Linked DNA regions of Homo sapiens: region 2 is linked to region 1. A link is a loop called in an ENCODE intact Hi-C map of the cell type or tissue named here. Cell type or tissue: GM12878. All regions are shown on one strand.

Region 1 (4,000 bases):
ACTAAACTTCTTAAATCTGTGCCCCAACACAAAATGGTTAAAGGTACAATTTGAGTCTCCATATACAACTACTAAAAAAAGAATAAGCCCAATTTTCTACTAATGGATTACGACAGATATATAAAGCAAGTATCATCAAACTGCTGGGTTTAAAATGGTAAAATATCGTTCATGTGTTTGGAGAAGGAGAAGGTTTCAGTGGTAGGGTAGCTAGCTGTGGGACTCAGTTTCCTCTCTGTATCACACATGGGAAGGGGGCTGATCTCTGAGGGCCTCTCCAGTTCTAACTTTGGGATAATGACCCTTGAGCAAAAATAATGAATGCCTTCCTCCAGCTCCCAGAGCCACCTATTGACAATGCCCTAATCACACCCAAAACAGACACAGAAGCTCCCTGAGGCCAGAGGCAAAGCTTGACTCCTGCTCAACAAAGTCTGTTTGGTGAATGGCCAGTTGGCTGCATCCATTTAGAAAGCTGGCCACCTTCTCTGCAAGCACAGCCTCTCCTGAACACCAGAGAGCTGGAGAGGAAAATGAATACTGGGCTTGCTGCCTAGAAATAATTCCTATAATCCAAGATCAACATCTCTGATAACATTAGCCTGCCCACCTCCAGGCCACGGCCAGGCCTGCCATCTGACACTCAGCAACACAAGTCCCAGCCCAGGGGCAGTCTGCTCAAGGAAAGTCTGCTGGTACAGTAGCACTGGCCTAGGAAAGGGGCAGAAAGAAGAAGCACACAGGATCTCAGCTACCAAATCCCCACTTCTCACACTGGATTCTAGTTCTCCCAGGCAATCTCTGCAAAGGCTAAGAAAATGGCCAAGCATGCAAACTCATTAGAAGATGGTGATTCCCAGCTTACAGGGAACACATGTTGCTGATCAAACAGGAACTAAGTCTTTGAGCAGCTACACAATTATACCAACATTTACTAACTCCCTTGTCCCATCTTCTTCAGGGAGCTTTCTTGATAATCAGTTATACAGAACTCTCCAATTCTGCAGTGTTCACCAAAATTATTACACAAATCACAGATTTCTGGCCCTGGGCCATATCCAGATTAGTATTTTACATATGGATGCCCCCTCCCCTTCCTTTACTATGGAGAAGTGCCAGACTTCTCAGAATCAAAAAACTTGCAGACATGTGATATTTATCTCAGTGCTGAATACTACAGACAAACATGGGCCTCTTCAATGTTTTTTTCAAAACTCTTACAATTCTTTGATTATATCAGATGCTAAGCTATTTTTAAAGTTAACACTACAGTTTCTTAAATCAATGGAAAATTTTCACTGCTGTATTTGCAGCAAGCAGCATAGTGCTTAGAATATGATAGATGCTCAAAAATATTTGCTGAGTAAATGGACACTACAAACGTCCGTTTCACCATGAAATGAAAGCACACACACCACACCCACACACACACACACACACACACACACACACACACACAGAGGATATGAGGGCTTAAAGCATGCATTTAGCCAACAAGCATCTAACAGGTGCTGGGATCCTCTAAGTATGAAAGGCACAGTAGTGAAATACACTGACAAAATATCCTAGGAGGTGATGCTCTGGTAGGACACAACAGCAGACACTCAAAGACTAGACCAGGAGCAAAACCATCCTGAATCTGTAGCCGACTGAGGGCCTCCTGTGCTGGCTGGTGAGCTACTGCCTGCTGGACAATCACGAAAGCCACAGTCTCCCCAGGGATCCTCTCAGCTTCTTGCCCCTCACATGGCCTCACATATCTGAATGCCAAGATGTTTACTGAACTGAGCACTCCAGGCAAAGTACTTCACAGAACACTAGTTACAAGCCACTAACTAGTCACCACTACCCAGTTTACCATTTCCACATTGCATTCACTCTGTGAAAGCAAACAAAACCCAGCTGAGGGCTGGCCTGACAGGATATGGGTGAACACCCGATCACATGTCATTAAGATCCCACTACATAAATACCAGAACCGAAAATTGCTAATGAAAATGCCTCTCCCTCTCCCAAACTGACAGTCACTTCTACAATGGTGGGGGTCTTTTTCTTTCTTTAGAGGAAGGGGGTGTTACTGTTTGTATTTTGTTCTGACTGGAGGTGGGAAGTCTGCACCCCAGTGGCTCAAAGGTAAAAGCAACTGATCGAGGAGACTGGTCCACCCCCCTCAGACGTGAGGTGGGAGCTGGTACATCTGAATACTCCTTCCATTTCTCAAGAAATCGTCATCTCCACAGAGGAAGGAAACTGGTAATGTGCATATGAGCAAAGCAAGTGCAGCAGGAGAGAAGTCAATGCCGGGGGCCATTAGGAATGCTTCAGGAAAGGAAGTCCACCAGGGCGGGCCGGCCCTAGCCACACACACACCTGCCAAAGCGAGCTTCACCCATCACAACACCCACCACTCAGAAACAAAATTAAGAAGCAACTGCTCAAGATAGGTTCAGCTTTGCATTTATCTACTTTTAAATCTGTTTGCCAGTACATAACATATAAATACATCAACCCTTTGTACCCAACACGATAATCCTCTAACTTAGTTACATAAAAATACTAGGCATGACCAAACCATCAGTGCCACAGTCCAAACGTGTGTCCCCGCAAAATTCACGTGTTGAGACCCAGTCCCCAAGATGATAGTACTAAGAGGGAAGCCTTGTGGGAAGTGATTTAAGTCATGAGGGCAGAGCCCTCTGGAATGAGATCAGGGTCCTTATGAAAGAGGCCAGAGTGGTAAAAGGAATTTGAGGAGAAAAATACATTTAGATAGATAGATACATACATACATATATACAAACATACATAGATGGAGGCCCCAGAAGGAACTTGTCTGTCCCCTTCTGCTATGAGGACACCACTAGAAGGCACCACCTCTAAAGCAGAGTGAGCCCTCACCAGACACCAAATCTGCTGGTGCCTTCATCTTGGGCTTCCCAGCCTCCAGAACTATGAGAAATAAATTTCTGTTGTTTATAAGCTACCCTGTCTACGGTATTTTTTCACAGCAGCACAAATGGCCTAAAACAATCTATCTGGGAGCAGAAGAAAGAAAACAAAAACCTATTTGTCAAACCCTGCTTAAAACTCTTTACTGACTCTAGCTCTTAAGATGAAGACCAAAATCCTGCCCTGGCCCAAGGCCTGCCTCTTCCAAAGGCTATGTCCCCTTCACTCCTAGTTGCCACCAGGCACTCCTTGAGTCCCACATGCAACCAGCACCCCCACCTAAGGGCCTCTGCTTATGCCATTTCCTCTCCCTACAACACTTGACTTCCTCCTCTCCACCCCCACCCCCGCTCCAGTCAACACCAACTCATCCTTTGAGTCTCAGCTCAAATGTCGCTTCTTCAGGAAAGTCTTTCCTAGCCCTCCACCAACCATAAACCAGATCAAGATCCTGAACTATACATGCATTGCATATCTTTCCTTTCAAACTTCCTAGCACTGGTTGGTGTTTGTTATATTTTATTAACGTCTGTCCCCCCCACCTACTGAAAGCTCCAGGAGGACAGGGACTGTTTGTCTTGTCCAGTCATATCCCCAGTGCCTAAGCACACACAGTGAGTGAATGAGTGGGAAGCTCCTGAGGCCTTCCTAGAACACAAGTCAGTGAACTACAGCCTGCGGTCATTTCCAGTCTCTGCCTATTTCTGTACAATCTACAAGGCAAGGGCAGTTTTAACATTTTTATTTTGCTATTTTATTTTTTTGAAACAGGGTCTCCCTCTGTCACCCAGGCTGGAGTACAGTGGAGCAAACACAGCTCACTGCAATGTCCACCTCCTGGGATCAAGCAGTCCTCCTGCCTCAGCCTCCCAAGTAGCTGGGACTAAAGACATGTGCCATCATGCCTGGCTAGTTTGTTTTTTGTTTTGAGACAGAGTTTCGCTCTTGTCGCCCAGGCTGGAGTGCAATGGCGCCACCTCAGCTTGCTGCAACCTCTGTTTCCTGGGTTCAAGCAATTCTCCTGCCTCAGCCTCCCAAGCAGCTGGGATTA
Region 2 (4,000 bases), 100 kb before region 1:
GAAAAAAAAAAAAAACTTTTACCCTAGAATAATATATCCAGCGAAAATATCCTTCAAACATGAAGGAGAAATAAACTTTCCCAGACAAAAACAAAAGCTGAGGGATTTCACCAGCAGACCTATCCTACAAGAAATGCTAAAGGAAGGTCTTCAATCAGAAACAAAAGGACATTAATGAGGAATAAGACATCATCTGAAGGTACAAAACTCACTGGTAATAGTAAGTACACAGAAAAACACAGAGTATTATAACACTGTAATTGTGGTGTGCAAACAGCTCTTAAGTAGAAAGACTGAAAGATGAGGCCAGGCACAGTGGCTCATGCCTGTAATCCCAGCACTTTGGGAGGCTGAGGTGGGTGGATCACGAGGTCAGGTGATCGAGACCATCTTGGCTAATATGGTGAAACCCCATCTCTACTAAAAATACAAAAAAAAAAAAAAAAAAATAGCTGGGCATTGTCATGGCATGCGCCTGTAGTCTCAGCTACCTGGGAGGCTGAGGCAGGAGAATCACTTGAACCCAGGAGGTAGAGGTTGCAGTGAGCCGAGATGGTGCCACTGCACTCCAGCCTAGGTGACAGAGCAAGACTCTGTCTCAAAAAAACAACAAAAACTAAAAGATGAACCAAACAAAAACAATAACTACAACAACTTTTCAAGACACAGACAGTACAATAAGATATAACTAGAAACAACAACAAGTTAAAAAGCAGAGGGACAAATTTAAAGTGTAGAGTTTTGGTAAGTTTTCTTTTTGCTTGTTTGTTTGTTCCTTTATGCAAGCAGCGTAAAGTTATCAGTTTAAAACAATGGGTGATAAGATAGTACTGCAAGCCTTGTGGTAACCTCAAAAAAAAAAAAAAAATACGCAATGAATACACAAAAAAACCAAAAGCAAGAGGTTAAATCATACCACCAGAGAAAATCACCTTCACCAAAAGGACGATAGGAAGGAGGAAAGAAGAAAGAGAAAACCACAACCACCAGAAAACAAATAACAAAATGGCAAGAGTAAGTCCTTACTGATCAATAATCACCTTGAATGTTAATGGACTAAACTCTCCAATCAAAACTGTTATGGAAAGAACTGTTATGGAGCAGTTCTCCCCGTCCCCACCCACATCATTTTTCATCAACTCTAGATGAGCTAAGGGCCCCCAAATGCCTTAGGCTTAGCATTCCTTGGGGCGAAGTCCCTTCTTGCTCAGAGTCTAAAAGACAAGTAGTGACACTGTTTCTGCCTGATAGGCCTTCAGTCTCCAGAGTGGAGAATCTGCCTTTGTGTGAGGTCTTAGTAAGAAAAGCTAGGAGCCAGATCATATCCTCTCTCACCCTGCTGCATCCAGGGAGTGTGCATGTGACTTACTCAGCCAACCCAATGCTGTTTCCTTGCACGTGGAAATTTGAGTGAGAAAGGTGGGGAAACGAGATGGTTGTAGCACCACCAGAGGTCATGGGGTGGGGAGGCTGAACTGTTTCTGCTAAGAGACTGTTATTGTGGTTCTTGGGGCCTTCCTCTTTGTTTCTTGGGTCCTAACTGTTCTCAAGCCTGATCCATCAGCTCCCTTCTATTCTGTCAGTTCCCTGACAGTCTTTCAATAAGTCCCTTTTACTTAAGTTAGCCAGATTAGTTCTCAAGCTTTTAACCAAGAATGCTTCCTGGTGGAACAGAGCCTCTCTCACCCCTGTGGTTTGGCCAATAGAGAAAGGAATCTCTTGGGGGAGCAACCTTGAACTTCGCTTTGTTTCCAGGCTTGCCCCACTGTGGCAGGCTGGTCTTAGGGTACTGCCTCAGCCACCAGGACCCTTCTCAGTAGGATCATTCACCATATATTGGTCTTAAGTGTGACTTTCTCTCTGTCTCATGTAGGATAGTTGACACTGGCAAGGACCAGCTTCCCAGAATCAGACACAGAGGAGATGGCTTCTCTAGGACTCTCCAGTAACAAGCTAGTGCCAGTTCTTGTGGTGAAGGGTTGACATAGTTTAGGAACAGAGAGGTAAATGAACTCATGGACTGCTGGAAAGTTTTAGCTGTGCATCCCCATCCTCCCCTGCATCTTTTCCCTTTTGCATACATTTCCATTCCTGGTAAGGATGGACACGTCGGGAAACCCATCTTTGTTAATATAATGTCATCCCAAAAAAATCACTGGAGGGGTTGTGGCCTGGAGTTCTGCATCCGGGGGCTTAGTGCAGATTTCTCAGGCTGGCCTGAAGGTGGTGCTGTTTGCATGTGGTCAGTCTGGACTGATAAAGATACTATCAGGGTATTGGATAAGATTCACTAGATAAACTTAACTTTGCATTTCTGTATCTGGATTAAAGAGGTTAATTAGTGAAAACCACGTGAATTTCACTTCATTGGAGTGGGCAGAGGATTTTCTAACACAAAACTCAGATGTTATAAAAAGACAAGATTAACAAATTTGATTGCATAAAAACTTCCAATTTCTATAGCAGAAAACAGCAAACTGAGAAATAGTAACAACTATTGTGACAAAGAGATAATTTTCTTAATATACAAAGAGCTCTTACAAATAAATCCAATTAAAAATGGGAAAAGGACCGGGCACGGTGGCTCATGCCTCCCAGCAGTCTGGACCAAAGTAAATGTGAGATGCAAGTGGGGCAGCAAGGAATGGTGGACACAGACATTGCCTGTGTCTCCTCTGCTCACACGCAGGCTCCTTTGTCCCATCAGACCTTGCTTACTGGCCGGGTGCGGTAACTCACACCTGTAATCCCAGCACTTTGGGAGGCTGAGGTGAGTGCATCACTTGAGATCAGGAGTTGGAGACCAGCCTGGCCAACATGGTGAGACCCCTTCTCTACTGAAAATACAAAAATTAGCTGGGTGTGGTGGCAGATGCCTGTAATCCCAGCTATTCAGGAGCCTGAGGCAGGAGAATTGCTTGAACCCGGGAGGCAGAGGCTGCAGTGAGCCAAGATCGTGCCACTGTACTCCAGCCTGGGCAACAAAAGCAAAAAAAACTCCGTCTCAAAAAAAAAAAAAAAATAGAATATGGCAACAGCAGAGCATTGTACACCTGCCCCACTTCTCCCCACTCTCCATTGCTTTTTCCTAGGCAACCACCTTCAAACTTAACACTGTTAGCTTTTTCTTGTATTTATTTTCCTATTTCCAAAAAGCATTGCTAGACTCTCATTTATTGATTTTCCAGTTTAGATATTATCTGGAAGGTTGGGATTTAGCACCCTTGCATCACTTCCTGTATGTGCATTTGTCCCCTCACCTTTCATCCCAATTTTGTGTTAACATATTTGGATTAAGTCCACATTCCACGTTTTCATTATTATGGCTGTAAATCTTGATGGCTGAACTAAGTGTTGTAATAAGATGGCATTTCTGTTTTTTGTTTGTTTTTTGAGAGTCTCATTCTGTTGCCCCAGCTGGAGTACAGTGGTGCAGTCTCAGCTCACTGCAGCCTCCGCCTCCTGGGTTCAAGTGATTCTCATGCCTCAGCCTCCCAAGTAGCTGGGATTACAGGCACCTGCCGCCCCCACTCAGCTAATTTTGTATTTTTAGTAGAGACGGGGTTTCCATGTTGGCCAGGCTGGTCTCGAACTCCTGACCTCGAGTGATTTGCCACCTTGGCCTCCAAAAGTGCTGGGATTATAGGCATGAGCTACCGTGCCCCATCTAGATGGCATTTCTTTTTAAGAACAGTTTTTTTTGTGCTTTGTTTTCCTTGCTTCTCCAGGCCTTCCAGATCCTTTAATAGTTTTATAAGATGTCTCTTAATCCAGTTTTCCCAAAGGTAATCCCTACCAGATAATCCAGCAGTTCCCTTCTTTCCTGGACCCTCCTCCCAACTTCCCTCGGTCCTCTAGTTTAGACTAGATGCTTTCTAGGCCTGCCCCAAAATATTTATGGAGGGTCTTCCTGTTTCTTGGATCCCATGCTACTTTTTTTATGGGGAGGTACCTTTTTTTTTTTTTAATTTGTTTTGGTGGAGCACATCCTCAAGTAGCT

What was found. Hi-C counts contacts between places; a loop is a spot of excess contacts. Peaks named below come from ENCODE experiments on the same cell type or tissue, not always from the same donor. Only the 100,000 strongest peaks of a DNase experiment are listed, where the experiment ranks them.
Region 2: a loop joins it to region 1, with 2.3 times the contacts of the local background. A loop is called at or near these places in 3 of 110 quality-filtered maps.

The regions. Positions count from the first base shown.
Region 1 is chr15:78,066,963-78,070,962 of GRCh38, forward strand. The region is part of intron 1 of TBC1D2B (TBC1 domain family member 2B); the gene reads right to left. Among named protein-coding and RNA genes, the nearest start is that of TBC1D2B, 8.7 kb to the right of the region's middle. RefSeq lists enhancers at 2,026-2,105, 2,136-2,185. In GM12878, CTCF peaks have their summits at 2,125 and 2,848 (motif pointing right); a DNase peak (open chromatin) is centred at 1,889; H3K4me3 peaks cover 3,005 bases; H3K27ac peaks cover 4,000 bases.
Region 2 is chr15:77,964,751-77,968,750 of GRCh38, forward strand. No RefSeq gene overlaps it. Among named protein-coding and RNA genes, the nearest start is that of TBC1D2B, 110 kb to the right of the region's middle. In GM12878, a CTCF peak has its summit at 2,223 (motif pointing right); a DNase peak (open chromatin) is centred at 2,243.